Linked DNA regions of Homo sapiens: all the other regions are linked to region 3. A link is an interaction called in ENCODE POLR2A ChIA-PET data of the cell type or tissue named here. Cell type or tissue: OCI-LY7. All regions are shown on one strand. Each heading gives the region's core, and the rest is flanking DNA. Links, peaks and the distances in the headings are about the cores only.

Region 1 (8,398 bases), core at 3,099-5,598, 76 kb after region 3:
TTTGGCCTACTGAGTAGCTGGGACTACAGGCTTGTGCCACCATGCCCAGCTAATTTAAAAAAACAAAAAACAAAACAAAAAAAAAACTTTTTTGTAGATTGGGGGTCTCACCGTTACCATCTTGCCCAGGATGATCTCCAACTCCTGGCCTCAAGTGAGCTTCCCACCTTGGCCTCCCAAAGTGTGGGGATTACAGGCATGAGCCACCTCCCCTGTCCCTGTCCCTATAGTTTTAACTTTTCCAAAATATATAAATGGAAACATAAGGTATGAAGGTTTTGAGTTTAGCTTCTTTCATTTAGCATAAGACAATTGATACATGTCCATGATGCTCTATACATCAATAGTCATTCCTTTTTATTGCTAAATAACACTTCACTGATGGATGTACCACATATTAGTTATGCTCTGATTTAGGTACATCTGGGTTTTTTCCAATTTTTTTCATTTATGAATAAAGCTGCTATAAACATAGATTTTCTCTTTTAAAAAATTGTTTTGGGGACAGGGACTGGTCTCACTATGTTGCTCAGGCTGATCCGAAACTCCTGGACTCAAGCAATTCTCCCACCTCAGCCTCCTGAGTAGTTGGGACTACAGGTACACACCAGCATCCCCAGCTATAAATTTTCATTTCTCTTGGGTAAATACCTAGGAGTGGGATTTCTGGGTTTTATGATAAATGTTGAAATTTATATGAAACTGCCAAATTGTTTCCCAAAGAGACTATATTATTCTGTATGGCTACTACATTATATGAGCATTGCAGTCACTGTGCATTCTTGCCAGAACTTGGGTTTGTTGGTTTTTTTTTTTTTTAAGCTATTCTAATAGATGTGTAGTGGTATTACACTTTGGTTTTAATTTGCATTTCCCTAATGACTAATCATGTTTAACATTTTAGCAGCCGGGTGCAGTGGCTTATGCCTGTAATCCTAGCACTTTAGGAGGTTAAGCCAGATGGATCACTTAAGCCCAAAAATTTAAGACCAGCTTGGGCAACATAGTGAGACCCCATCTCTCAAAAAAAATTAAAAATTAACTGGGCATGGTGGTATGCACCTGTAGTCCCAGCTACTCGGAAGGCTGAGGTGAGAGGATGGCTGAAGCTGGGGAGGTCGAGGCTGCAGTGAGCCGAGATTGCACTGCTACACTCCAGCCTGGAAAACAGAGTGAGACCCTGTCTCAAGAAAAGAAAAAAATATTTTTTGCATGTATTTATTTGCCATCCATATATCATCTTTGTGGAAGTGTCCATTCAAATACATTTTTTTTTTCAGACAGGTTTTCACTCTGTTGCCCAGGCTGAGTGCAGTGGGGGCGATTACCAGGTTGTTACTGGAAAGGGGTCCCAATCCAGGCCCTAAGACGATGTTCTTGGATCTCGCACAATAAAGAATTTGAGGTGAATCCATAAAGTGAAAGCAAGTTTATTCAGAAAGTAAAGGAATAAAAGAATGGCTACTCCAGAGGCAGAGCAGCCCCAAGGGCTGCTGGTTGCCCATTTTTATGGTTATTTCTCGATTACATGCTAAATAAGTGGTGGATTATTCATGCCTCCCCTTTTTGGACCATATAGGGTAGCTTTCTGACGTTGCCATGACATTTGTAAACTGTCATGGCGCTGGTGGGAGTGTAGCAGTGAGAAAGACCAGAGATCACTCTTGTAGCCTTCTTGGTTTTGGTGGGTTTTAGCCAGCTTCTTTACTGCGACCTGTTTTAGCAGCAAGGTCTTTATCACCTGTATCTTGTGCTGATCTCCTATCTTATCCTGTGACTTAGAATGCCTTAACTTCCTGGGAATGCAGCCCAGCAGGTCTCAACCTTATTTTACCCAGCCCCTATTCAAGATGGAGTTGTTCCGGTCCAAACACCTCTGACAAGGTGAGGTCAGAGCCCTGGCATCAGAAAGTGGTTGACTTGCAGGTTGGTAAGAAGAATCTACTGACAGCAGAATAGATTTGAAAAGTCAAGTTTTATTAGATAGAAAGTACACTGCAGAAAAGTGCAGCCAGGCGCATCATTAAGAGAACTGAGCACGCCATGGTGGATTTTCCTTAGGGATATTTATGGACCTTAAAGCGAGAGTTTAAGGGTACTTCAGACCATATTAGTGCACATAGGTCATGATTATTGATTACATTTGCAGACATTTTGGTGTCTTAATGTCAGCAAGGGTTGCACAATGAGTTTCAACATGCATGCATTCTGGAGATGTATAGAAATTCTAGTTATTTATAAATTTTGGGGAAAGAGGCCTGGAACCAGATGCTGACTTTAGGTAACAGGGAAGGCTAATTACTTCTAAATTCCTCAGATAAGGAGTTTTGTCTCTGGATGGCCTGCTTGATGGTAACCAGGTGATCTTTGTTCTTCTGAGTGATCACAGCTCACTGTAGCCTTGACTTCCCTGGCTCAAACGATCCTCCCCACTCAGCCTTCTGAGTAGCTGGAACGACAGGCATGTGCCACCATATTTTTTGTGGAGACGGGATGTCGCCATGTTGCCCAAGCTGGTCTTGAATTCCTGGGCTCAAGCAATCTGCCTGCCTTGGCCTCCCAAAATGTTAATATTATAGGTATGAGCCACTGTGTCTGGCTCATTTCTCATCTTTTAAAGTAGGGTTGACTTTTTATTATTGAGTTTTCTGAGTTCTCTACATATTCTGGATTCAAGTCCTTTATCAGATATAAGTTTTGCAAAAAAAAAAAAAAGCGTCTCTCCATTTGTGGCTTTTCTTTTTGTTCTTTCAACAGTGTCTTTTGAAGAGAAGTTCTTCAAGTTCTTTTGAAGAGAAGTCCAAGTTATTGATTTTTTCTTTTACGAGCTGTACTTTTGGTGTCATATCTAAGAAATCGTGGCCTAACCCAAGCTCACAAATGTTTTATCCTAGAAGTTTTACAGTTTTAGGTTTTACATTTATGTCTATGATCCATTTTGAATTAATTTTTATGGGGTGTGAAGTATAGATTGAGATTCATTTTTTTGCACCTGGATGTCTAATTGTTCCATCTCCATTCCTTAAATACACTGTACTTTTCCCATTGAATTATTTTTGTCTGTTTGTCAAAAATCAGTTGACCATATACGTATGTAACAGGACTGCTAGGTTTGTATGCCTGCTGCCACAGCAACAGGCCAATACACTGACAGCAAGTTTTGCAGCAGAGAAAGAGTTTAATAATTCCAAAGCGCCAAACAAGGAAACAGGAGGAATTCTCAAGCCTCAAATCCATTTTCTCTAGGTTTTCTGGGCAAAGGTTTTTAAGGGGATCATGGAGGGTGAAGGGCTAGAAAACTGGGGTCATTGATTGGTTGGAGTAAAGTGAACGAAATAATCAGAATGTGTTGACCCAGTGCAGTGGCTTACGCCTATAGTCCCAGCACTTTGGGAGGCTGAGGCAGGCAGATCACCTGAGGTCAGGAGTTCAAGACCTGCCTGGACTACATGGTGAAACCCCATCTCTACTAAAAATACAAAAGTTAGCTGGGCATGGTGGCGCATGCCTATAGATCCAGTTACTCAGGAGGCTGAGGCAGGAGAATCACTTGAACCCAGGAGCAGGAGGTTGCAGTGAGCCGAGATTGCGCCGTTGCACTCCAGCCTGGGCAACAGAGTGAGACACTGTCTCAAAATAATAATAATAATAATAATAATAATAATCAGGATGTGGAAACTGCATTCTTCCATGAATCAGCTTTCTGCTGGGCCCCTCAGAACAGCTGGTATGGGTAGTTTTGTTGTATGCAAAACCCAAAGGAGAAACTCCATGGGAAACTTAGCATCTCACAAGGCCTTAGATTTCATCTACAGAATGGAAAGAGAACAGTCTTGTGACAAGGACTACCAACATCCTGGGGTAGTAAGCAAAGAGCAGCCACAAGGGAGTGGGCCAAAGAGCGAGCTGGCTTAATGATCACTGCTAACTGTGCTGCAAGCCTAGTTGAATTTTTTCCTCTCTTAATCGATTTTATAAAGTTTTCCTGGGGACAGTTGCATGCATGGATCTATTTCTGGGCTCTTTATTCTATTCCATTAATCTGTATGTCTCTCCTTTCTCCAATATCACACTGTGTTGACTACTGTATCTTTACGTAAAATGTAGAAAGTAGAGTGGGTTCAACAACATTATTCTTCTTTTTCAAAATTGTTTTAACTATTCTAGTTCTTTTGCCTTTTGCCTTTTTTTTTTTTTTTTTAATTATTATTATTTGAGACAAGGTCTGGCTCTGTCATCCAGGCTGGAGTGGGGTGGCTCAATCTCGGCTCCCTGCAACCTCCTCCTCCCGGGCTCAAGCCATTCTTCCACCTCACCCTCCCAAGTAGCTAATTGTTTTTTTTTTTTTTTTTGGACGGAGTTTTGCTCTTGTTGCCCAGGCTGGAGTGCAATGCCTCGATCTCAGCTCACCACAACCTCCGCCTCCTGGGTTTAAGCGATTCTCCTGCCTCAGCCTACTGTGTAGGTGGGATTACAGGCATGCGCCACCATGCCCAGCTAATTTTGTATTTTAGTAGAGATGGGGTTTCTCCATGTTGGTCAGGCTGGTCTCAAATTCCCGACCTCGGGTGATCCACTCGCCTCGGCCTCCCAAAGTACTGGGGTTACAGGCATGAGCCGCTGTGCCTGGCCTTTTTTTTTTTTTTTTTTTTTTGAGGCAGAGTCTCACTCTGTCACCCAAGCAGGAATGCAGTGGTGTGTTCTTGGGTCACTGCAGCCTCCGCCTCCCAGGTTCAAGTGGTTTTCATGTCTCAGCCTCCCAAGTAGCTGGGATTACAGGGGGTACCACCACTCTTGGCTAATTTTTGTATTTTTAGTAGAGACAGGGTTTCACCATGTTGGCCAGGCTTGGCCAGGCCAGGCTTGAGCTCAAACTCATGAGCTCAAGAAATCCACCCATCTTGGCCTCGCAAAATGCTGGGATTACAGGTGTGAGCCACCATGCCTGACCCAATATATATTTTATTGATTTATGTATGTATTTATTTTTTGTATAAAACATGTAATTTGTTGGTCTTTGTGTGGAATTAGATGCATCACCACTATACTACAACTGAGCCATTAATTTTGTAGCTTCACCAACATTAACTGGTTTGCTTTCATGACACTGCAGAGGAATCAATTCTTTCTGTAGATGTTCAAGAGAAAGGCCTTTTGAGAAATGTGCAAGTTCCTTTTGTACATTTACAAAAGCTTTATTTACTCTGTTAGCTTTTTCATCATTCATAATGTTTATCTTCTTAAGATTAGTGGTGGTCGGGCATGGTGGCTCACGCCTGTAATCCTAGCACTTTGGGAGGCCAAGGCAGGTGGGTCACCTGAGGTCAGGAGTTCAAGACCAGGCTGGCCAACCTGGTGAAATCCCATCTCTACTAAAAATACAAAAATTAGCCAGGCATTATGGCAGGTGCCTATAATCCCAGCTACAAAGAAGGCTGAGGCAGGAGAATCGCTTGAACCCGGGAGGCAGAGGTTGCGGTGAGCCAAGATTGCGCCATTGCACTCCATACACTCCAGCCTGGGTGACAAGAGTGAAACTCTGTCTCAAAAAAAACAAAAAAAAAAAAAAAAAAAAAAAACAAGATTAGTGGTAACTGGTTTTGCTTTGTTTTTAGCCCCAAAGTTTTTTTTCGCTGGCTATGTGAAATACATTCCTGGATTTCTGCCCTCTTAATTTGTTCTTGGCCCTTGTCAGGAATTTAATACTTGCATGCAGCTTCTTCAGCTCCAGTTGACACCATCTGTTTTTTGGGGTTTTGGTATTTTGTTTTGTTTTTTTCTGAGATGGAGTCTTGCTCTGTCACCCAGGCTGGAGTGCAGTGGCGCTATCTTGGCTCACTACAACCTCTGCCTCCCAGGTTCATGCAATTCTCCTGTCTCAGCCTCCCAAGTAGCTGGGATTACCGCCACACGCCACCACGCCTGGCTATTTTTTTGTATTTTTAGTAGAGATGGGGTTTCACCATGTTAGCCAGGATGGTCTCCATCTCCTGACCTTGTGATACGCCTGCGTCAGCCTCCAAAAGTGCTGGGATTACAGGCATGAGCCACCGCTCCCGGCCTGGCCCAATCTATATTTTAGAATCAGCATACCGACTCCATTTTTCTGTAAGGGACCACAGGCTTACAGGGGCTCCCTGATTAGAATCCACACCAGTGTTCACGATTTATCCAGAGGTAGTTCTAGTATAGGGTGAAGGAAATCAAAATATTTTACCCCAAAATATATTTCTTTGACATATTTTGAAATGGTTGCTTCAGGGCCAGCAAACAGACAGGTCCTTGCAAAGCTATTTTTTTCTGGGGAAAATTTGCATCTGTAGAGAATCTCTACTAATGCAGCCAGGCCTTCCTTTTCTACAAATTTTCCATATCTAAGAGAGATTAACTGAGTCTGACACCTTGAAAGGTCTGAAAAAAGACCTTCGCCATATGTTCATTGCGGCACTATTCACAATAGCAAAGACATGGAATCAACCCAAACGCCCATCAGTGACAGACTGGATAAAGAAAATGTGGTACATATACACCATGGAATACTATGCAACCACAAAAAAAACAAGATCATGTCCTTTGCAGGGACATAGATGGAGCTGGAAGCCATTATCCTCAGCAAATTCTTGCAGGAACTGAAAACCAAACACCATATGTTCTCACTTATAAGTGGGAGCTGAACAGTGAGAACACATGGACACAGGGAGGGGAACAACACACTCTGGGGTCTGTCAAGAGGTGGTGTTGGGGTAGGGAGAGCATTAGGAAAAATAGCTAATGCATGCTGAGCTGAGTAGCTATGTGATGGGTTGATCTGTGCAGCAAACCACGATGGCACACATTTACCTATGTAACAAACCTGCACATCCGGCACATGCATCCTGAAACTTAAAATAAAAATAAAAATTTAAATTAAAAAAAAAAAGGCTTTTACCATCTATCTTCTCTGAGGACTGCTACCTATGAGGCCTCATCTATATAACAAAGCCATCTTTGCAAGCCAGGCCTCTTTCTTTCTCCCTTTCACACCATGTCTTGCTACTAAACATGATTTACCAACGTAAACTGTTTGGGGCCATACTCTTAGCCTGCATTCTTTTTGTAACCTCAAGATGGTATATAAGTTTCTATATCTTATTGTTGGGTTGAGTCTTCATTCCAAAGGCTCCCATGTAAATACATTAAATAAATTTATATGTCTTTCCTTCTATTAATAAATTTGCCTCATGTCAGTAGTTTTTCAGTGAACTTTTAGGGGCCAATGGTCATGACCCCCACAAGGGTGATGGGCAAGTGCACGATTCTAGAACCGGACTGCTCAGTCTCAAATCCTAGCTCTAATTCTTACTAAAACTTGGGAAAGTTACCTGACATCCTTGTGCCTCAATTTCCTGTTCTGTAAAATGGAGAAAATGTAATACCTATTTCATAGGATCTTTGTGAGGACTGCAGTAACGCATGAAAAACAGAACAGAGCCTGGCATGTAGTAAGCCCTTGATAAGTGTCAACTATTATTTGCCTTATCTTTACCTATCTCAGTTTTTGTCCTTCTCTTCTTACCCCTGATAAGTCTGCAACTGTTAAATGGCTGATTTTTCTTTTGAAGACACTTCTTAGGCTTTTAAGTCATTTAATAGTCAGCTTACCACATTGCCATGGCCCTCCTGGAAGATCCATATACAGATGGCCTCCAACTTATGAGGGTTCAACTTACAGTTTTTAGACTTTATAATAATGTGAATTTGATATACATTCAGTAGAAACTGTACTTTTCCCAGGCTAGCCATATGTGGTATGATACTCTCTCAAGATCCTGGGTAGCAGCGATCACGAGGGTAAACAACTGGTACCCTACAGTGTACTGTGTTCCCAGTGTTTGGGGATATTGTGTTTTATGCTTTCACGTCTCATTATGTCTGCAAAATGCCCATTTGTGTCTCCTGCCTCTGGTGAGAAGAGGAAGGCAATTACCCTTGAGATGGAACTCAAGATCTTAATTCCTCAGCATGAAGGTGGTAAGGAAGTAATGGCCATCTCAGGCAAGTTAGGACTTTCACATTCCATAATTTCCACCTTCTTAAAGGAAAGAAGTGCATAAGTGATGTAGTGAAATGATCAGCCTTGGTTAAATCCACTGTCATCACAAAGAAAAGAGGTGAGCTGACTGATGATATGGAAAAATTACTTGTCATGTGAATGGAAGACCAGATACAGAAGCACATGCCACTTCGCCTTCTGATGATCCAGGCTAAGGCAAGAAGACTTTTCAATACTTTAAAAGAACGTGCTGATGATCCGTTGGATATGTAAAAGTTTATAGCAAGTCATGGGTAGTTCCAACACTTCAAAAGTTGTCATCATTTTCATAATGCAGAGGTCAGCAGTGAGGCCACAATTGCAGAT
Region 2 (8,398 bases), core at 3,108-5,607, 110 kb after region 3:
GACGTTCAATGGCAATATTTTATTTACTTATTTATTTATTTTTGAGACAGAATTTTGCTCTTGTTGCCCAGGCTGGAGTGCAATGGCGCGATCTCAGCTCACAGCAACCTCCGCCTCTCGGGTTCAAGCGATTCTCCTGCGTCAGCCTCCCGAGTAGCTGGGATTACAGGCATGTGCCACCACACCCTACTAATTTTGTATTTTTAGTAGAGACGGGGTTTCTCCATGTTGGTCAGGCTGGCCTCAAACTCCTGACCTCAGGTGATCCACCTGCCTCGGCCTCCCAAAGTGCTGGGATTACAGGCGTGAGCCACCGCGCCCAGTCTGGCAATATTTATAATAGTGGAAAACAGAAAACAATTGTTCAGTAGTGTAAAAGTTTTTTTTTTTTTTGAGATGGAGTCTCGCTCTGTTGCCCAGGCTGGAGCGCAGTGGTGCAATCTCGGCTCACTGCAACCTCTACCTCCTGGGTTCAAGCGATTCTCCTGTCTCAGCCTCCCGAGTAGCTGGGATTACACGTGCCTGTCACAATGCCCAGTCAATTTTTTTTTTGTATTTTTAGTAGAGACAGGGTTTCGCTGTGTTGGCCAGGCTGGTCTGGAACTCCGACCTGAGATGATCCACCTGCCTCGACCTCCCAAAGTGCTAGGATTACAGGCATGAGCCATCACGCCCAGACCAGAAATTTCTTAAATAAACACTAGCTTATATTTGTTACTGGAAAGGGGTCACAATTCAGACCCCAAGAGAGGGTTCTTGGATCTCACTCAGGAAAGAATTTGGGGCTGGACATGGTGGCTCACACCTGTAATCCCAGCACTTTGGGGAGGCCGAGGGAGGCAGATGACTTGAGGTTAGGAGTTTGAGACCAGTCTGGCCAACACAGTGAAACCCCATCTCTACTAAAAATACAAAAATTAGACAGGCGTGGTACTGAGCGCCTGTAATCCCAGCTACTTGAGAGGCTGAGGCAAGAGAATCGCTTGAACCCAGGAGGCAGAGGTTCCAGTGAGTCGAGACTGTACCATTGTACTCCAGCCTGGGCAACAAGAGCGAGACTCTATCTCAAAAAAAATAAATAAAAATAAAAGAAAGAAAGAAAGAATTCGGGGCGAGTCCACAGAGTAAAATGAAAGCAAGTTTATTAGAGAAGTAAAGAAACAAAAGAATGGCTACTCCATAGGCAGAACAGCTCCAAAGCCTGCTGGTTGACTTTTTTTTTGAGACAGTCACACTCTGTCACCCAGGCTGGAGTGCAGTACAGCTCACTGCAACCTCTGCCTCCTAGGTTCAAGTGATTCTCATGCCTCAGCCTCCCCAGTAGCTGGGATTACAGGTGTGCGCCGCCACACCAGGGCTAATTTTTGTATTTTTAGTAGAGGCAGGGTTTCACATTGTTGGCCAGGCTGGCCTCAAACTCCTGACCTCAGGTGATCCACCCACCTCGGCCTCCCAAAGTGCTGGGATTACAGGTGTGAGCCACCAATCCTGGCCTGGTTGACTATTTTTAATGGTTATTTCTTGATTATATGCTAAGCAAGGGGTAGATTATTTATGAGTTTTCCAGGAAAGGGGTGGGGAATTTCCAGAACAGAGGGTTTCTCTTCCTTTTAGACCATGTAGAGTAACTTCGAGTCATTGCCATAGCATGTATAAACTGTCATGGTGCTGGTGGGAGTGTTGTTTAGTATGCTAATGCATTATAATTAGCATATAATGTACAGCGAGGGTGACCAGAGGTCACTCCCATTGTCATCTTGGATTCGGAGAGATTGCGCCAGCTTCTTTACCGCATCCTATTTTATCAGCAGGGTCTTGGTGACCTGTATCTTATGACCTCCTGTCTTATCCTATGACTAAGAATGCCTGACCTCCTTCCAATGCAGCCTGGCAGGTCTCAGCCTCATTTTACCCAGCGCTTCTTCAAGATGGAGTCACTCTGGTTCGAATGCCTCTGACATGTTTACTTGATGCAATATTTTGGAGCCATTAAGCTCAGTTGTCCAAAGAGATTTTAATATCACAAGGAAATGCCCTCACTGTAAGTAGAGAAATCAGATATGAAATTGTACATAAGCTATGATCCTAAGTTAGATGCACAGACAAAAAGGCTAAAACACACCAAAATGTTAACAGGTACTGGGAACAGGGTACTTGAGTTGTTGAGAATGGGATGCTTCATTTTCACTTCTTCCTTCCTTTTCTGTTTTTCAATTGTTATTATTGTATTAGTCAGCGTTCTCTAGAGGGACAGAACTAATAGGACATATATATACATATATGTATAGGAGTTTATTAAGTATTAACTTACATGATCACAAGATCCCATAATAGGCTGTCTGCAAGTTGAGGAGCAAGGATAGCTACGCCAAGCCCCGAAACTGAAGCCCCACATTGGAGTCCAATGTTCAAGGACAGGAAGCATCCAGCAGGGGAGAAAGATGTAGGCTGGGAGGCTAGGCCAGTTTCTCCTCTTCATGTTTTTCTGCCTGTTTTATATTCACTGGCAACTGATTAGATTGTGCCCACCAGATTAAGGGTGAGTCTGCCTTCCCCAGCCTACTGACTCAAATGTTAATCTCTTTTGGCAACACCCTCACAGACACACCCAGGATCAATACTTTGTATCCTTCAATCCAATCAAGTTGACACTCAGTATTAACCATCACAATTATTATTACCTTTTTTTCTTGTGTTAGGGTCTCATTCTGTAGCTTAGGCTGGAGTGCAGTGGTGAGAACATGGCTCACTGCAGCCTCGGACTGCTGTGCTCAAGTGATTCTCCCACCTAAGTTTTCAAGTATCTGGGACCACAGGTGCATGCCACCACACTTGGCTAATTTTTAAAAATTTTTTTTGTAGAGACAGGGTCTCTCTCTGTTGCCTAGGCTGGTCTTGAACTCCTGGGCTCCAGCAACCCACCTACCTCAGCCTCCCAGAGTGCTGGGATTACAGGCGTGAGCCACTGCATCCAGCCAGTTTAATTTTTTTTAGAGATGGGGACACGGGTTTTGTGAAGGGTCTGCTAATGGGCTATCTGGAAAGTCAGAACACAGGTCTCTTGTTTTTGAGTCTTGATCTGGGTAGGTCTGCAGTCTGCATGCCTGGGCCGGCCTGAGGAATAGAGGGGAGGCTGTGGTGAGTGGGGAGGTGCCTATTCTGGGAGGGCTGGGCTTCACTGGAGACCTGGGGTTCGCTCCCCATCCTTCCCACCCTCCCAGGCAGGAATGGAGACTGGTGAGCTGCACACCTTCCAACGAAGTGATGCAGGGACGTGCCTGTAGGGGATGGGCTCCTTGAAATTATCACCAAAACAGGCTGGGCGCAGTGGCTCTTGCCTGTGATCCCAGCACTTTGGGAGGCTGAGGCGGGCAGAGTACAAGGTCAGGAGTTCAAGACCAGCCTGGCCAATATGGTGAAACCCCGTCTCTATTAAAAATACAAAAACAATTAGCCAGATATGGTGGTGGGCGCCTGTAGTCCCAGCTACTCGAGAAGCTGATGTAGGAGAATTGCTTGAACCCTGGAGGCAGAGGTTGCAGTTAGCCGAGATCACACCACTGCACTCCAGGCTGGGTGACAGAGCAAGACTCCGTCTCAAAAAAAAAAAAAAAAAAAAAGAAATTATCACTAAAACAATCTTTGAAACAAACCTAGGTTTGTTTTGCCTGAGGTGAGGCAAAACACTACCTGAACAAAATTTTAGGAGGTTCTGGCAGAGAGAGGGCAGTCTGGTTTAAGGTGGGCATTTCAACGCACAGACTTCATTAAAATTGGGTGAGAAGCATCTTACAATAGTTTAGATTAATGGATACAGCAAAGCAAGGGTTTAGAGGCAAGGATATTGAAGAGTCTTGGGGAGTGAACTGTCCTTTGATATTTCCTATTAAATAACTGAACACTGGCCGGGTGTGATGGTTCATGCCTGAAATACCAGCACTTTGAGAGGCCGAGACGGGCAGATCACTTGAGGTCAGGAGTTTGAGACCAGCCTGGTCAACATGGTGAAACCCCGTCTCTACTAAAAATACAAAAATTAGCTGGGCTTGGTGGCGCATGCCTGTAATCCCAGCTACTTGGGACCCTGAGGCAGGAGAATCTCTTGAATCCGGGAGATGGAGCTTGTAGTGAGCTGAGATCGCGCCACTGCACTACAGCCTGGGCAATAGAGCGAGACTCCGTCTCAAAAACAAAAACAAAACCAAAAACACAAATAATCGAACACTTTGATGTTCATGTAAATCAGGATTTTTCCATCTCAGCCCTTTTGATATTTGGGGCTAAATAATTCTTTGTGGGGGTGGGGGGTGCTCTCCTGTGCATTGCAGAATCTTTAACAGCATCCCTGGACTCTACTCAGTAGATGTGGGTAGCACCACCAGCACCATCCCAGTCTGACAACCTCAGATGTCTCCAAATGTCCCGGGAGAGGGGGGTGCATTTAGATTTTAATGTCTTTCAGGAAGTTCCTGGAATGAATAAAGTCATTTGCAACTTTTATCGTTCTTGCCAAGAGTTTCCTATAATAGTAAAATCACATTGATAAAAACAGTGGAAGAGTAAAGTAATGTTGATACAGACTACAAGCCTGGTTGGGGAAGATGGTTTAGGCTCGCACTCACACCCTCGGCTCAGCCTGCTGCCTTGCGTCTCCCAGTCCTGTGGGGTTTGGACTTCTGTCTCCTAGTCTCCTATTCATGGTCAGCTTTGTCCTAGAAGAGATTACATCTCTAAAGTCCACAACCAGGCTGGGCACCGGTGGCTCACGTCTGTAATCCCAGCATTTTGGGAGGCCGAGGCTGGCGGATCACTCGAGGTCAGGAGTTTGAGACCAGCCTGGCCAACATGGCAAAACCCTGCCTCTGTTAAAATACAAAAATTAGCCAGACACAGTGGTGTGTGCCTGTGTGTGCCCCAGCTACTTGGGAGGATGAGGCAGGAGAGTCGCCCGAACTTCTGAACTGCAAAGGCAGTTTCAGAAGTTATCCTAACCCATTTCTGTGCTGAAGCTCAGAAAAAAGGAGGACCACTCCTGCCACTCAGTGAATGTATTAAAGAAAAAAATGCTTCATGACACTCGTTGAAGATAGTTAGGCAAACTTTATTAAAGGAGGGACTAGGAAGATAGCTATAGAAACCACTGCAATGGGCTGCTGAAGTTGGGGAGAGATTGGGAGACTGAGCTCAACTCCAAACACAGCACTGCAAGTAGGAATGTATAGCCAAGGAGCAGTGGGGGGCAGAGGTGGGTGATGCATGGAAATTATTAAGAGGAAACATTGGGGGAAGGGGATATCCTGGCTAAACTGATCTGACAGGATTCTTGTTGAAGGCAAGCAGGGTGATCAGACATTACCCAGAGTGCGGCGGAGGATGAGGAACCTCATTAGATATTGTCAACCTAAAAGGAAGAGGCTGAGGCACAAAATATAAAGAGTTTACTTGAGCCAAACTGAGGACAGCTGCCTGGAAGACTCAGACCCAAGTAACCCTTGGATATGGGCTTTGTTTGATCTTTGTCACAAGCAAGTTTTTAAAGGCAAAAACGGAGGCTAGGGAGCAGGCTGATACAAAGTTGTTTGTGGGCCAGGCCCAGTGGCTCATGCCTGTAATCCCAGCACTTTGGGAGGCCGAGGAGGGCAGAACATCAGGTCAAGAGATCGAGACCATCCTGGCCAACACGGTGAAACCCCGTCTCTACTAAAAATACAAAAATTAGCTGGGCGTGCTGGTGCGCACCTGTAGCCCCAGCTACTCGGGGGGCCTGAGGCAGGAGAATCACCTGAACCCAGGAGGCGGAGGTTGCAGTGAGCCAAGATCACACCACTGCACTCTAGCCTGGTGACAGAGCAAGACACCGTCTCAAAAAAACAAAACAAAACAAAACAAAAAAACCCACAAAGTTGTTTGTCAGGAATTCTTCTCATTGGTTGACAGAAATAGCATTGATTAATGATTGGCTATACATTGTTAAGCTATAGGGCGTGGTAACAATGTCTAGGACGGCATTATTAGGTTAATTTATAGCTACTTATGGCAATAGCAAGCCGTTTCAAGAGATGAAGGCATAGCTCAAAGAGGGTAGTTAGGGCATGATTGCTTGTCTCATTTTAGAGTCTCTCTGGGAGTGATAATTTAAAAGAACTCACCTCCTAAAATAAAAGTGATCAGGGTCGGGCGCCGTGGCTCATGCCTGTAATTCCAGTACTTTGGGAGGCCGAGGCGGGTGGATCACCTGAGGTCAGGAGTTCGAGACCAGCGTGGCCAACATGGTGAAACCCCGTCTCTCCTAAAAATACAAAAATATTAACTGGGCCTGGTGGCGTGTGCCTGTAATCCCAGCTACTCGGAAGGCTGAGGCAGGAGAATCACTTGAACCTGGCAGGCGGAGGTTGCGGTGAGCCGAGATCTCGCCATTGCACTCCAGCCTGTGTGCAAAGAGGGAGATGCCATATCAAAAAAAATAAAAGTGATCAGATATTGGCCGGGCGCGGTGGTTTGTGCCTGTAATCCCAGCACTTTGGGAGGCTGAGGCAGGAGGATCACCTAAGGTTGGGAATTCCAGACCAGCATGGCCAACATGGTGAAATTCCATCTCTACTAAAAAAAAAAAAAAAAAAAATACAAAAATTAGCCTGGAATGGTGGCGCACGCCTGTAAACCCAGCTACTTCAGAGGCTGAGGCAGAATTGCTTGAGCCCCAGAGGTGGAGGTTGCAGTGAGCCAAGATCATGCCACTGCACTCCAGCCTGGGCAACAGAAGCGAAACTCTGTCTGAAAAAAAAAAAAAGTGATCAGATATCAAAGGTAGGGAATTCTTGCTCAACTGACTTAGGATTCTTGTAAAAATTGGATGATGCAAGCCGGGCACCATGGCCAAAGCAGAAGGATCATTTGAGGCCAGGAGTTTAAAACCAGCTTGGGCAACATAGTGAGACTCCCATCTCTACCAAAAAAAATATATTTTTTTAATTAGCTAGATGTAGTAATGTGAGCATTAGTCCTAGCTATTCGGGAGGCTGGGGTGGGAGGATCCCTTGAGCCCAGGGGTTTGAGGTTGCAGAGATAACACAGAAACCCAAAAGTCAAGCCTAGCTGGAAAAGAGCTCAGAAGTGCCTGAGTAGAGTTTGGTCAAGTAGAGAATTTTTGTCAAAAGTGAGGCTGGAATCCCAATGCAAAGGTCTGATTCCAAAATAGGGTCGCCAAATTTAGCAAAACTATTGCGCTGGACATAAGCTAAAAAAAAGTATACCTTTCCACAAAAGATGGTGGCCTAGGGAAAAAAATACTATTTGTTTATCTGAAATTCAAATTTAAGTACATGTCTCTTTTCAATACTCCTTCTCTGACCTTGCGTGGTGCTTGCCTTTGGGATTAGGGCGAGGGGTGTGGGGGTGCCGGCCACTGAACTGGAAGACCAGGGGCCAGACCCTGGAGCCCAGGGACAGTGGGAAGATGAAAGAGGGGCTGCAAAGCCCAGTCGCGCGAGCTTGTTCCGGCGCCTGGTCAAGAGTGCCCTCTGGTGGCCACACGGCGCCCTGCACCCGCAACCAGCGCAGCCCAAGCAGTGGGGACCCGGCCTCTGAGGCGGACACCTGTTCTTGGTTCTGACCTCTACTAAGAGCACAAGTCCGCCCCGGGACTGTAGAGAAGGAAGCCGGGAGGACAGGACAAGTTCAGAGCCACCTGGGATAGACTTTTCAAACCAGTTGTCTTAACTGGAGGCTCTGATCCGCTCCCTGCCAAGGGTCAGCCACTGTCTTGCCGGGGCGGCTGATCTGCAAGATCCTCATACCCCTGAATTTTCAAGGCCCGAAGGAGCAAACGGCTGATATCTGCTCTTCCTCAAACCTCTCGCTGCCCACCACCCTCCTGGCCCCTCTGCTCACTTCCAGGGTGTGGGAAGTCAAATCAAAACTGAGGGCAAGCCGCCGCAGTGGCACGTGCCTGTAGTCCCAGCCACACAGGAAGGAGTGGGAAAGAGGTGGGAATCGCTTGACCCCAGGACTTCCAGACTGCCCAGCGCTGTGATCAGGCCTGTGAACAGCTACTGTACTCCAGCCTGGGCAAAGCAGCAGGACCCTGTTTCTAAACAGGTGAATAAGTGAATTAATACAATTAAGAAAGAAAAAACGGCCAGGCGAGGTGGCTCACACCTGTAATCCCAGCACTTTGGGAAGCCTAGGTGGGCAGATCACAAGGTCAGGAGTTTGAGACCAGCCTGCACAACATAGCAAAACCCTGTCTCTACTAAAAATACGAAAATTAGCCTGGTGTGTTGGCATGCGCCTGTAGTCCCAGCTACCCGGGAAGCTGAGGCAGAAGAATCATTTGAATCCAGGAGGTGGAGGTTGCAGTGAGCCGAGATCGCGCCACTGCACTCCACCCTGGGCGACA
Region 3 (2,500 bases), core at 1-2,500:
TCCATTCTTTCCTATGGGGCTAAAGGCAGGGAGGTGGGTCTCAAGTGGATGTGAGACCTAGAGCACACTCCCACATCCACTTGAAACTCATAGCCCTTACACTGTCATAGTCGTCCCTTTAAACCATAAAATAATGCTCTGTTTGTTTGTCCTTTGCAAAATATTTGCTGGGAAACAAAGACCTTCAGTAGAAGCACAAGATTTTAAAGAGAGGAATGAAAGATGTAGCGAGGGGAAAAGAGCCAGGCTGGGAGGTGCACAGTTCACGCTGCATGGTTCAGCCTCAGTGCCGTGAGCTCTGTGCACGAGGACAGTGCTGAGCAAGGCATGCCTGTGTCCCCACTGGACAGCTGAAGAGACTCAGGCAGAGCATGGACAGACCTAGTTCAGAGCCTGGCTGCACATAGTAGGCCCTCAATGAGAGGTGATGATGATGGTGGTGGTGACGGCAGAGCGAGGACTCACTTTGTCCAACGACTACATATTACAGATGTCAGGTTCACGACTATGCCAAAGGTCATGTTGAGGTCCAGAAGGAGTGGGTGGATGAGCAGAAAGAACATTCAGGGGACTGTAGGCAGGTGAATGATTTTATTCAGCAGCAGCTCACATCAGCAGCTTTCTCACACTGTCTGCCTTGTCTGGGCTGCTTCAGCTGGCAGCTCCCACATACAGCTGTGTGACCGGCTCTCCCCTGCCTTCAGGGTCAGCAGCTTAACTCTTTCACTCTCTGGGCACTAGGGGGCCAAGCTGTGTCCTGGCTTTCCCCGTCCGTCTCCAAAAACGGACATCTCTGGCTCTGTCTCTTTCTCTGGGCACCAGCGCACCTGCACAGGGTCAACAGGGCAGTTGTACCTTTTACAGACAATAGTGGCATAGAGCCAAGTGATGACGTTCCCACGTTATAGCTACATGGCTGTGATAACAAGTGGAGTTATACGCCTGCGGTCTATGCTGAGTCACGTGGGATGTAAACATCCTACCTTGGCCTAACCTTGACCAAAGCACAGCCATGTTCCTTACAACAGATAAGGAAGCCAAGACACAGAGCGAGGGCCAGCGAGCTTTCCGGGGTGATCAGTAGGAAGGGGCAAGAAAGGGTTAAATCGTGGCCCAACACGCTTGCCACTGCAGCTAGATGCTGACACAGGTGATGGTAACAAGGCCCTAGAACTCTAACGGGAAGATGAGTCATCGGGGGGGGGGTCATTAAAATGCAGGCTCTGATTCAGTAGGCCTGGGGGCATTTCCAACCACACCTGGGGGCTGCTGGTCCCAGGCTGCACTTTGAGGAGCTGGGCTCTAGCAGCAGTTTGCCTCCCTGGGAGCACATTAGAATCACTTGGGGAGATTTCACAAATTACTGATGCTTGAGACCCGAGATTCTAATTTAATTTGAGGTGGTTACAGGGTCAGAGGTCGTTTTTAAAGGTTCTCAAGTGTGTCTTATGTACAGTCAAGTTGAGAAGGGCTGTGTGAGTGGCTTGAAAACCATTGGTCGCCTGTGAAGAGGGCTTTTGAGAGCACCTGCAAGGACCGCCTCTCCTTCCTTCCAGCTGCTGCTTTGCTTGTGGGGCAAAGGCTCTCAGTCCGCAGTTCCAGCTAAGTTTAAATATGCAAATACCTCCGAAATGGCAAAGGTGAGGGCTTCTCTGAAGCGTGGCTCCTCACAGCAGGGCCTTCCACAATGAAGGGAAAGTGTACACAAGTGGGCTAGAGCAAGGAGGTAGCCTCCACGACTGCACACTTCTGCTGCTGGCCAAGTGACCCCCAGTTTAGGAGATATGACGTTTGGTGAGCACACGTCAGGACTGACCTGATTGAGGTTTGATACCAGAAGGCTGGAGAAGGGGTGCTGGCACAGAAAAGATGCAACGAAGGAGACTCCCCAGGTAGTCCTGTCTCTGGTTCCTTGAGTTCTACCTTTCCCTCAAGGGCCTCTCTCTCCAGCCACTGCTGCCAGCATGACATTCTCCCAGGGGGCCTGGTTTCCCTTTAAGGTTGTGGCCTTAAAGTGATAATCCCACCCCAGCACACCTACAGCAGGCTGTAATTATCAAGGGGGTTGACATACCACTCAAATCAAAGGCAGAACCAAAAGAAGTAAGTACTCCAAAGGAAAGGACATGGACTGAAGGGCTCTGGTGGTCGGAGGAGGTAGGGAAATACACTATTCTATGTCTTCTTGGAAATTGACAAGGCCCATTAGCAGATTCAGGTTCTGGGAAGTCCTGTGGGAAGTAAACCCAATGAGCTTTGTTCACACTAGTGTCGCCGAGTTCATTTGGCCACGGAACCCTCTTATGGCAGAATAACTCTTTATGTCTGCAAGGCCTGCTTTGGAATTGTGGATCTACTTTCCTGGAGGCTCAGCAACAAGACTGCTGCCCAAATGCCTCCGATCTGGAGGTGCAGGTCTGGCTGGAGGCTGAGGTGTGGCCTTCATCACCTCTCAGCAGCCCTGCAGCCCAGAGAGCCCTCTGTGCCCTTCTTGGGGGAC
Region 4 (7,470 bases), core at 3,421-5,920, 65 kb after region 3:
GGCCAGACTGGTCTTGAACTCCTGACCTCATGATCCACCCGCCTTGGCCTCCCAACGTGCTGGGATTACAGGCGTGAGCCACCGTGCCCAGCTGAAAATTTTTTTTAAATTAGCCAGCAGTGGTGGTATGTGCCTGTAGTTCTAGCTACTTGGGAGGCTGAGGTGGGAGGATTGCTTGAGCTCAGGAGTTTGAGGCTGCAGTGAGCTATGATCACACCATCACACTCCAACCCGGGTGACAGAGTAGGACCTTGTCTCTAAAACTAAATAAATTAATTTAAATTAAAATTTAAAAAATTTTTTAAAAGAAAATGGAAACATAAGCCATAGGCTAGGATGTGCCTATATCCCATGCCATATTTGTAACTCATATTTCTGACAAATAACTTGTATCCAGATTATGTAAAGAATTCATACAGCAATTTTAAAGAAACAACACAATAAAAATAGTGAAAAGACTTGAACAGACACTTCACAAAGAAAGTGGGCTGGGCATGATGACACATGTCTGTAATCCCAGCACTTTCGGAGGCTAAGGTGGGCTGATAGCTTGAGCTCAAGAGTTCAAGACCAGCCTGGGCAACGTGGTGAAACCTTGTCTCTACAAAAAAATACAAAAATTAGGCAAAGTGGCACACACCTGTAATCCCAGCTACTCAGGGCTGAGGCACGAGAATCGCTTGAACCGAGGAGGCAAAGGTTGCAGTGAGCCTAGATTGTGCCATTGCACTCTGTCCTGGGCAACACAGTCTCAAAAAAAAAGGGATATGCAAATGACCAGTAAGTGCATGAAAAGGTATACGTTACTCCTCAGACAAATAAACATTAAAACCGCAATGAACTATATACCATTTTGCACCGCTATAATGACTAAAATTCAAAAGACAGACGATAACAAATGTTAGCAAAGATGTACAGCAGTTGGAATTCTCATTAAATGCTCATAAAAATGTAAAATGATACAACCACTTTGGAAAACAGTTTGGCAATTTCTTATAAAGTTAGGCAGTTAAACATACACCTACTCTATGACCTAGCATTTCCACTTTTAAGTATTTACCAAGATAAATGAAACTATCCACAAAAATACTTGTGTCCAAATGTTCATAGTAACCTTATTTCTACTAGACCAAACTGGGAAACAACCCAACTGTCCTTAAACAGATGAATTGTGATAAAAATTGTGATATATCCATACTATGATGTCTAACTCAACATTAAAATGGAAAAAAAATTTGGCCAGGCCCAATGGCTTGTGCTACTTGGCCAAGAAAGTTCTATATCTTGATTGAAGTTGTGGGCAGCACGCCATCCAGGTGCCGAGGCAAGAGACCCAGGGCATGAGCTGTTCCAGTATAATAAAATATATGAAACAACAAGAGTTATACTAGATCTGAGTTATACTAGATCTAGATCTAGACGTGATTATATATGAATATCATTAATCATTAGTTTGTAGCAATTACTCTTTATTCCAATATTTTAATAATCCTTGCTCTATAATCATAACTTAGGAAAAACCAGGCCATACAGAGATAGGAGCTGAGGGGACATAGTGAGAAGTGACCAGAAGACAAGAGTGTGAGCCTTCCGTTATGCCCGGACACGGCCACCAGAGGCCTCCTTGGCCTAGCGGTAATGCCAGCATCTGGGAAGACACCCATTGCCAAGCAGACTGTGGTCTAGCAGTAGCGTCAGTGCCAAGGAAAAACACCCACTACTTAGCAGACCAGGAAAGGGAGTCTCCCTTTCCCCGGGGGAGTTTAGAGAAGACTCTACTCCTCCACCTCTTGTGGAGGGCCTGACATCAGTCAGGCCCACCCGCAGTTATCCGGAGGCCTAACCGTCTCCCTGTGATGCTGTGCTTCAGTGGTCATGCTCTTAGTCCGCTTTCATGTTCCATCCTGTACACCTGGCTCTACCTTTTAGATAGCAGTAGCAAAATTAGTGAAAGTACTAAAAGTCTCTGATATGCAGAAATAATGGTGTAAGCTGTCTCTCCCTCTCTCTCTCTCTGTCTCTCTGCCTCGGATGCCTGGCAGGGAAGGGCCCCCTGTCCAGTGGACACGTGACCCACGTGAGCTTACTTATCATTGGAGATGGCTCACACTCCTTACCCTGCCCCTTTGTCTTGTATCCAATAAATATCAGTGCAGCCTGGCATTCGGGGCCACTACCGGTCTCTGCGTCTTGGTGGTAGTGGTCCCCTGGGCCCAGCTGTCTTGTCTTTTATCTTTTTATCTTGTGTCTGTATTTTTACAATCTCTCATTTCTGCACATGGGGAGAAAAACCCACCGACCCTTTGGGTCTGGACCCTACAGAGGTGATGGTTAGATGGGAATATGCATTTGTCATAACTCATTAAGGGCCAGGCACAGTGGCTCACAGCTGTGATCCTGGCACTTTGGGAGTCTGAGGTGGGATCACTTGAGGCCAGGAGTTCCAGATCAGCCTGGGAAACAAAGTGAGACCCCTTGTCCCTAAAAAAAAATTTAAAAATTAGCTAGGCAAGGTGGTACACGCCTGTGGTCCCAACAACTCAAAAGGCTAAGGTGGGAGGATGACTTGAGCCTAGGAGTTCAAGGCTATAGTGAGCCATGATTGCACCACTGCACTCCAGCCTGAGTGACAGAGCAAGATCCTGTCTCCAAAGAGAAAAAAAACCAACTCATTGAGCTATCTAGTTTAAATATGCAGTTTATTGTTTGTAAATTATATCTGAATAAATTTTACTTTATTTATTTTTAGAGACAGGGTCTCACTCTGTCACCCAGGCTGGAGTGCAGTGGTACCATCACGGCTGCCTGCATGCAGCCTTGCCCTCCTGGGCTCAAGCCATTCTCTTACCTCAGCCTCCCAAGTTGCTGGGACCACAGGCATCCACCACCATGCCCAGCTAATTTTTAAATTATCTGTAGAGATGAGGTTGCACTATGTTGCCCAGGCTGATCTCAAACTCCTGGCCTCAAGCAATTCTCCCACCTCGGCCCCCCAAAGTACTGAGATTATAGATGTGAGCCACTGAGCCTGCCTAAATTTGACTTCATAAAAAGAATTATTTGGCAACCACTAGATGCCAGGTTTGTAAGCTGAGAAGAAAGAATGAACAAAGAGGAAATAGTTGAAGATATAGGAGAAAAGGGATAGCAGACAAGGTCCCTGAGAAAGCGAGAAGGAAGGAAACTCAGAGCCCAGACGGAGGAGTTTGCCATGGCTGATGCAGTGAACTCTGAGGCACAAGGGAAGGCAGGCAATGGGAGAGGGAGCTGACTAGAAACAGGTAGAAGGGGCTGGGCATGATGGTTCATGCCTGTAATCCCAGCACTCTGGGCAGCTGAGATGAGAAGATTGCTTGAGGCCAGGAGTTCAACACCAGCCTGAGCAACATAGTGAGACCTCATCTCTATTTAATTTAATGTATATATGACCGTCAGGCCATGCCATAGCCCCGCTGAGCCTGGCGACCTTGGATCTTCAATCTCCCCAAGAATGGAATTTCTCCAGCATTGCTCAGTAACCTGGAGGAGGAGGCAGAGAGTCCAGAGTTTGGGGAGTTGAGGTCGGGCATGGTGGCTCATGCCTGTAACCCCAGCACTTTGGGAGGCCAAGGCGGATCAGCTGAGGTCAGGAGTTTGAGACAAGCCTGGGCCAACATGGTAAAACCCCGTCTCTACTAAGAATACAAAAATTAGCTGGACATGGTGGCAGGCGCCTGTAGTCCCAGCTACTCAGGAGGCTGAGGCAGGAGAATTGCTTGAACCCAGGAGGTGGAGGTTTCAGTGAGCTGAGATCATGCCACTGCACTCCAGCCTGGGCAACAGAGCAAGACTCCATCTCAAAAAAAAAAAAAAAAAAAAAAAAAAGTTTGGGGAGTTTAAAGCAGGTGGCATGAAAGAAAAAAATGGTTAGAGTTGGAGGCATTGACAGGTAACTTGGAAGACACAGCCTTCGGAGGGCTCAGCTGGGTGGGGAAGGAAGTGAAGCCAGGAGGAGCATAGGTAAAGAAAAGGGAAAGCTTGAGGGGCAGGTGGAACAAGTAAGAGTCTGGGGGTAGGAGATGGTGGTTAGGCTGGATTTGGAACTGAAATTCTCTTTAGCTTCTGTCTGCTCCTCTTTAGCTCACAGACAAAGCATTTAAGATTTCTTTGACAACCTGCGTTTCAGTAAATTCCACATATTTGTTGAAAGCCTATTGTATAGGAATCTGAACTGTCTTGTAAAGGGAAGTTTGTGTAGGTTGTTTCTGCCTAGTAGAAGATAAATTCTCCTGCAGCTGTATTCATACAGCTCTGTATCCTCCCACTTCAGCAGCAAACGTCACACTGCATCTTTAAGTCGATAACCTAAATATATATCTCACACCCTTTAGTCCACAGTTTCACTTTTAAGAATTTATTCTTATGAGTGTGTTTGCATATGTGTGCAACGACTTCGATACAAGAGTATTCATTTGAATACCATTTGTAATAGCAGTCCTAGGAGGGCTGACATCACTGAGAGGCTGGTTTAATAAATAATGGCACTTCTGTGCAATGGCATGCCATTGCATTCATCACAACAACAGGAAAATGATTTGGGTACTGATATGAACTTATTTTAAAAATGTATTACTTAGCCTGGGCACCATAGGGAGACTATGTCTCATTCATATATATTAGAGACTCCTGTAGTCCCAACAGCTTGATAGGCTGAGGTGAGAGGATCGCTTGAGCCCAGGAGGTTGAGGTTATAGTGAGCTATGATACCCACTGCATTCTAGCTTGGGCTTCAGAGTGATAACCTGTATCAAAAAAAAAAAAAAAAAAAAAGGAAAGAAAAAAGAAATGTATTGCTTACAGTGAAAATGAAAATAGGGCACAGAACAGGGGCAATGGTGTTTTATCTTTTCTATAAAAATAAAAAACACATATACACTTAGGAACTGGTGTCACTCCTGAGGCAGGATAGGGAGGAGGGACCTTTACAATTTTATGTGATTTTACCCTTAAAATTTGAGGAGAAAGTGAGAGAGAGAGGAAGAGAGACTTCACTTGTTAGTTTCTGGAGGGACAGGGAAAAGTACGACCTACAAAATGAAGCTCTAATGGTGGAATTTCAGGACTTGAACCCCCCGGCATCCCTCAGTAGTCACTATGCTGCTGACCTCTATCCAGCACCTCCCAGAGCTGATAGAAGATATGTCGCTGGCTCTAAACGACTGGACTTAAGAGGCCAGGCCTCTGGAAAGGGGGATGCATAAAGCATCTATGTACAAACACCTCACCAATCCATCACTGAGCTACTCAGCAACCTCACCAGAACATAGCTGAGAATCAAAACTTTTGGTTTTCTTGAGACAGGGTTTCACTCTATTGCTCAGGCTGGAGTGCAGTGGTGCAAGCACGACTCACTGCAGCCTTGACCTCCCAGGGTTAAGCAATCCTCCCACCCCACCCTCCCAGTAGCTGGCACCACAAGCATGTGCCACCAGACCCAGCTAATTTTTTTTCTTTTCTCTTTTTTGAGATGAGTTCTCACCATGTTGTCCAGGCTGGTCTTGAACTCCTGGCTTCAAGTGATCCTCCTGCCTCAGCCTCCCAGATTACTGGGATTACAGGTATGAGCCACTGCACTCTGCCCAGAACTTTTTTTTCTACTGACTCTGAAGTGTTACCATAGATGATACTGAAACTCATACATTTCCTTGCTCCTCAGTCAGAGCCCATGTTCCCCTTCTGGGGATCCACTTGGCCCTCCAGAATAAGTGTGAAGATTATTTTAAACCGAAGACACTAGAGATACAGCAGATGCAGAAAGAAGCCTTTTTGGAACTTCCTTTATTTCACTAAAAGGAAGAGCCTTCTGGGAGTAAAGTTGCCATAAATCTCCTCTCCAGAGGAGCTCACTCCCAGGAAGAACACCAACCACTCATGTAGACAAACATAAACATCAGCAACAAACTCCCATCTCTTCCATTTGTTTCTCTAAAAGTCCATTTGTCTTTCCTCAAATGTCCATGTGTCTTTCCCATAGAAGCCTTTCTCTCGCTCTCTTTTCCTTATTAGGTTGAGATCAATGAGCTTCTTTATCTGAACGTTCCTGCATGCATATAAATAAAACTTGTTTTCTTTTTCTTTTTTTTTTTTTTTTTTGAGACTGAGTCTCGCTCTGTCGCCCAGGCTGGAGTGTAGTGGCGCGATCTCAGCTCACTGCAACCTTTGAACCTACCGGGTTCAAGCAATTCTCTGCCTCAGCCTCCCTAGTAGCTGGGATTATAGGCGCCCGCCACCACGCCTGGCTAATTTTTTTGTATTTTTAGTAGAGGCGGGGTTTCATCATGTTGGCCAGCCTAGTCTTGAACTCCTGACCTCGTGATTCACCTACCTCGGCCTCCCAAAGTGCTGTGATTACAGGTGTGAGCCACCGTACCCAGCCAACTTGTTTTCTTTTTCTGTTTTGTTTTTGAGAGAGGCTTTTGCTCTGCTGCCCAGGCTGGAGTGCAGTGGCACAATCATGGCTCGCTGCAGCCTCAACCTCCTGGGCTTAAGCAATCCTTCTACCGCAGCATCCTGCATAGCTGACACTACAGACGCATGCCACCATGCCTGGCTAATTATGGGATCTCACTTTGTTGCCCAGGCTGGTCTTGAACCCCTGGGCTGAAGCGATCCTCCCACCTTAGCCTCCCAAAATGCCAGGATTAAAGGCGTGAGCCACCTCGCCCGGCCAAACTTGTTTTATTTTTGCCTGTTTATCTGTCTATTGTCAGTTAATTTGCGGGCCCCTGATCATTGGACCTAAGTCCTCAGTAGAGAAAAAGATTTTTATCCCATAAACCTTCCATACGGAGTTTTTAACTAAGCCTGGTTAACAAATTTTCTTTTTCTTTCTTTTTTTTTTTTTAATTGATCATTCTTGGGCGTTTCTCGCAGAGGGGGATTTGGCAGGGTCACAGGACAATAGTGGAGGGAAGGTCAGCAGATAAACAAGTGAACAAAGGTCTCTGGTTTTCCTAGGCAGAGGACCCTGCGGCCTTCCGCAGTGTTTGTGTCCCTGGGTATTTGAGATTAGGGAGTGGTGATGACTCTTAACGAGCATGCTGCCTTCAAGCATCTGTTTAACAAAGCACATCTTGCACCGCCCTTAATCCATTCACTGGTTAACAAATTTTCAAGCCAATGGGGAAAACAGCAAATTACAAGGGGAGAAAGAGATGATTTCAGGCAGAAGCCTTCCTTCAACTTCATTGTGACGGATGACAACCTAGCGTTGGAAGGAGAGAAAAAAAAATCCATTTAAAAAAATAAAAAAGCCAGGCATGGTGGCTCACGCCTGTAATCCCAGCACGGAGGCCGAGGCAGGAGGACCCCTTGAAGTCAGGAGTTCAAGACCAGCCTGGCCAACATGGTGAAACCCCGTCTCTACTAAAAATACAAAAATTAGCTGGGCATGGTGGTGCGTGCCTGTAATCCCAGCTACTGAGGAGGCTG

Evidence for each region. Peaks named below come from ENCODE experiments on the same cell type or tissue, not always from the same donor. Only the 100,000 strongest peaks of a DNase experiment are listed, where the experiment ranks them.
Region 1: POLR2A ChIA-PET joins it to region 3 with 23 read pairs; 2 of 35 experiments call an interaction of 5 or more read pairs at or near these places.
Region 2: POLR2A ChIA-PET joins it to region 3 with 25 read pairs; 4 of 35 experiments call an interaction of 5 or more read pairs at or near these places.
Region 4: POLR2A ChIA-PET joins it to region 3 with 55 read pairs; 5 of 35 experiments call an interaction of 5 or more read pairs at or near these places.

Annotation. Positions count from the first base shown.
Region 1 is chr2:47,726,349-47,734,746 of GRCh38, forward strand. It overlaps the pseudogene RBISP5. Among named protein-coding and RNA genes, the nearest start is that of MSH6, 53 kb to the right of the region's middle. In OCI-LY7, for the core only: no CTCF peak of the experiment used is centred there; no DNase peak of the experiment used is centred there; H3K27ac peaks cover 938 bases.
Region 2 is chr2:47,760,560-47,768,957 of GRCh38, forward strand. No RefSeq gene overlaps it. Among named protein-coding and RNA genes, the nearest start is that of MSH6, 18 kb to the right of the region's middle. In OCI-LY7, for the core only: no CTCF peak of the experiment used is centred there; no DNase peak of the experiment used is centred there; H3K27ac peaks cover 2,283 bases.
Region 3 is chr2:47,653,726-47,656,225 of GRCh38, forward strand. It overlaps a transcript of MSH2 not described here. Among named protein-coding and RNA genes, the nearest start is that of KCNK12, 84 kb to the left of the region's middle. In OCI-LY7, for the core only: CTCF peaks have their summits at 795 and 1,000; DNase peaks (open chromatin) are centred at 736, 1,156, 1,556 and 1,906; H3K4me3 peaks cover 2,500 bases; H3K27ac peaks cover 2,500 bases.
Region 4 is chr2:47,714,888-47,722,357 of GRCh38, forward strand. No RefSeq gene overlaps it. Among named protein-coding and RNA genes, the nearest start is that of MSH6, 65 kb to the right of the region's middle. RefSeq lists enhancers at 3,994-4,043, 6,593-7,398. In OCI-LY7, for the core only: no CTCF peak of the experiment used is centred there; DNase peaks (open chromatin) are centred at 3,979, 4,374, 5,314 and 5,699; H3K4me3 peaks cover 1,438 bases; H3K27ac peaks cover 2,500 bases.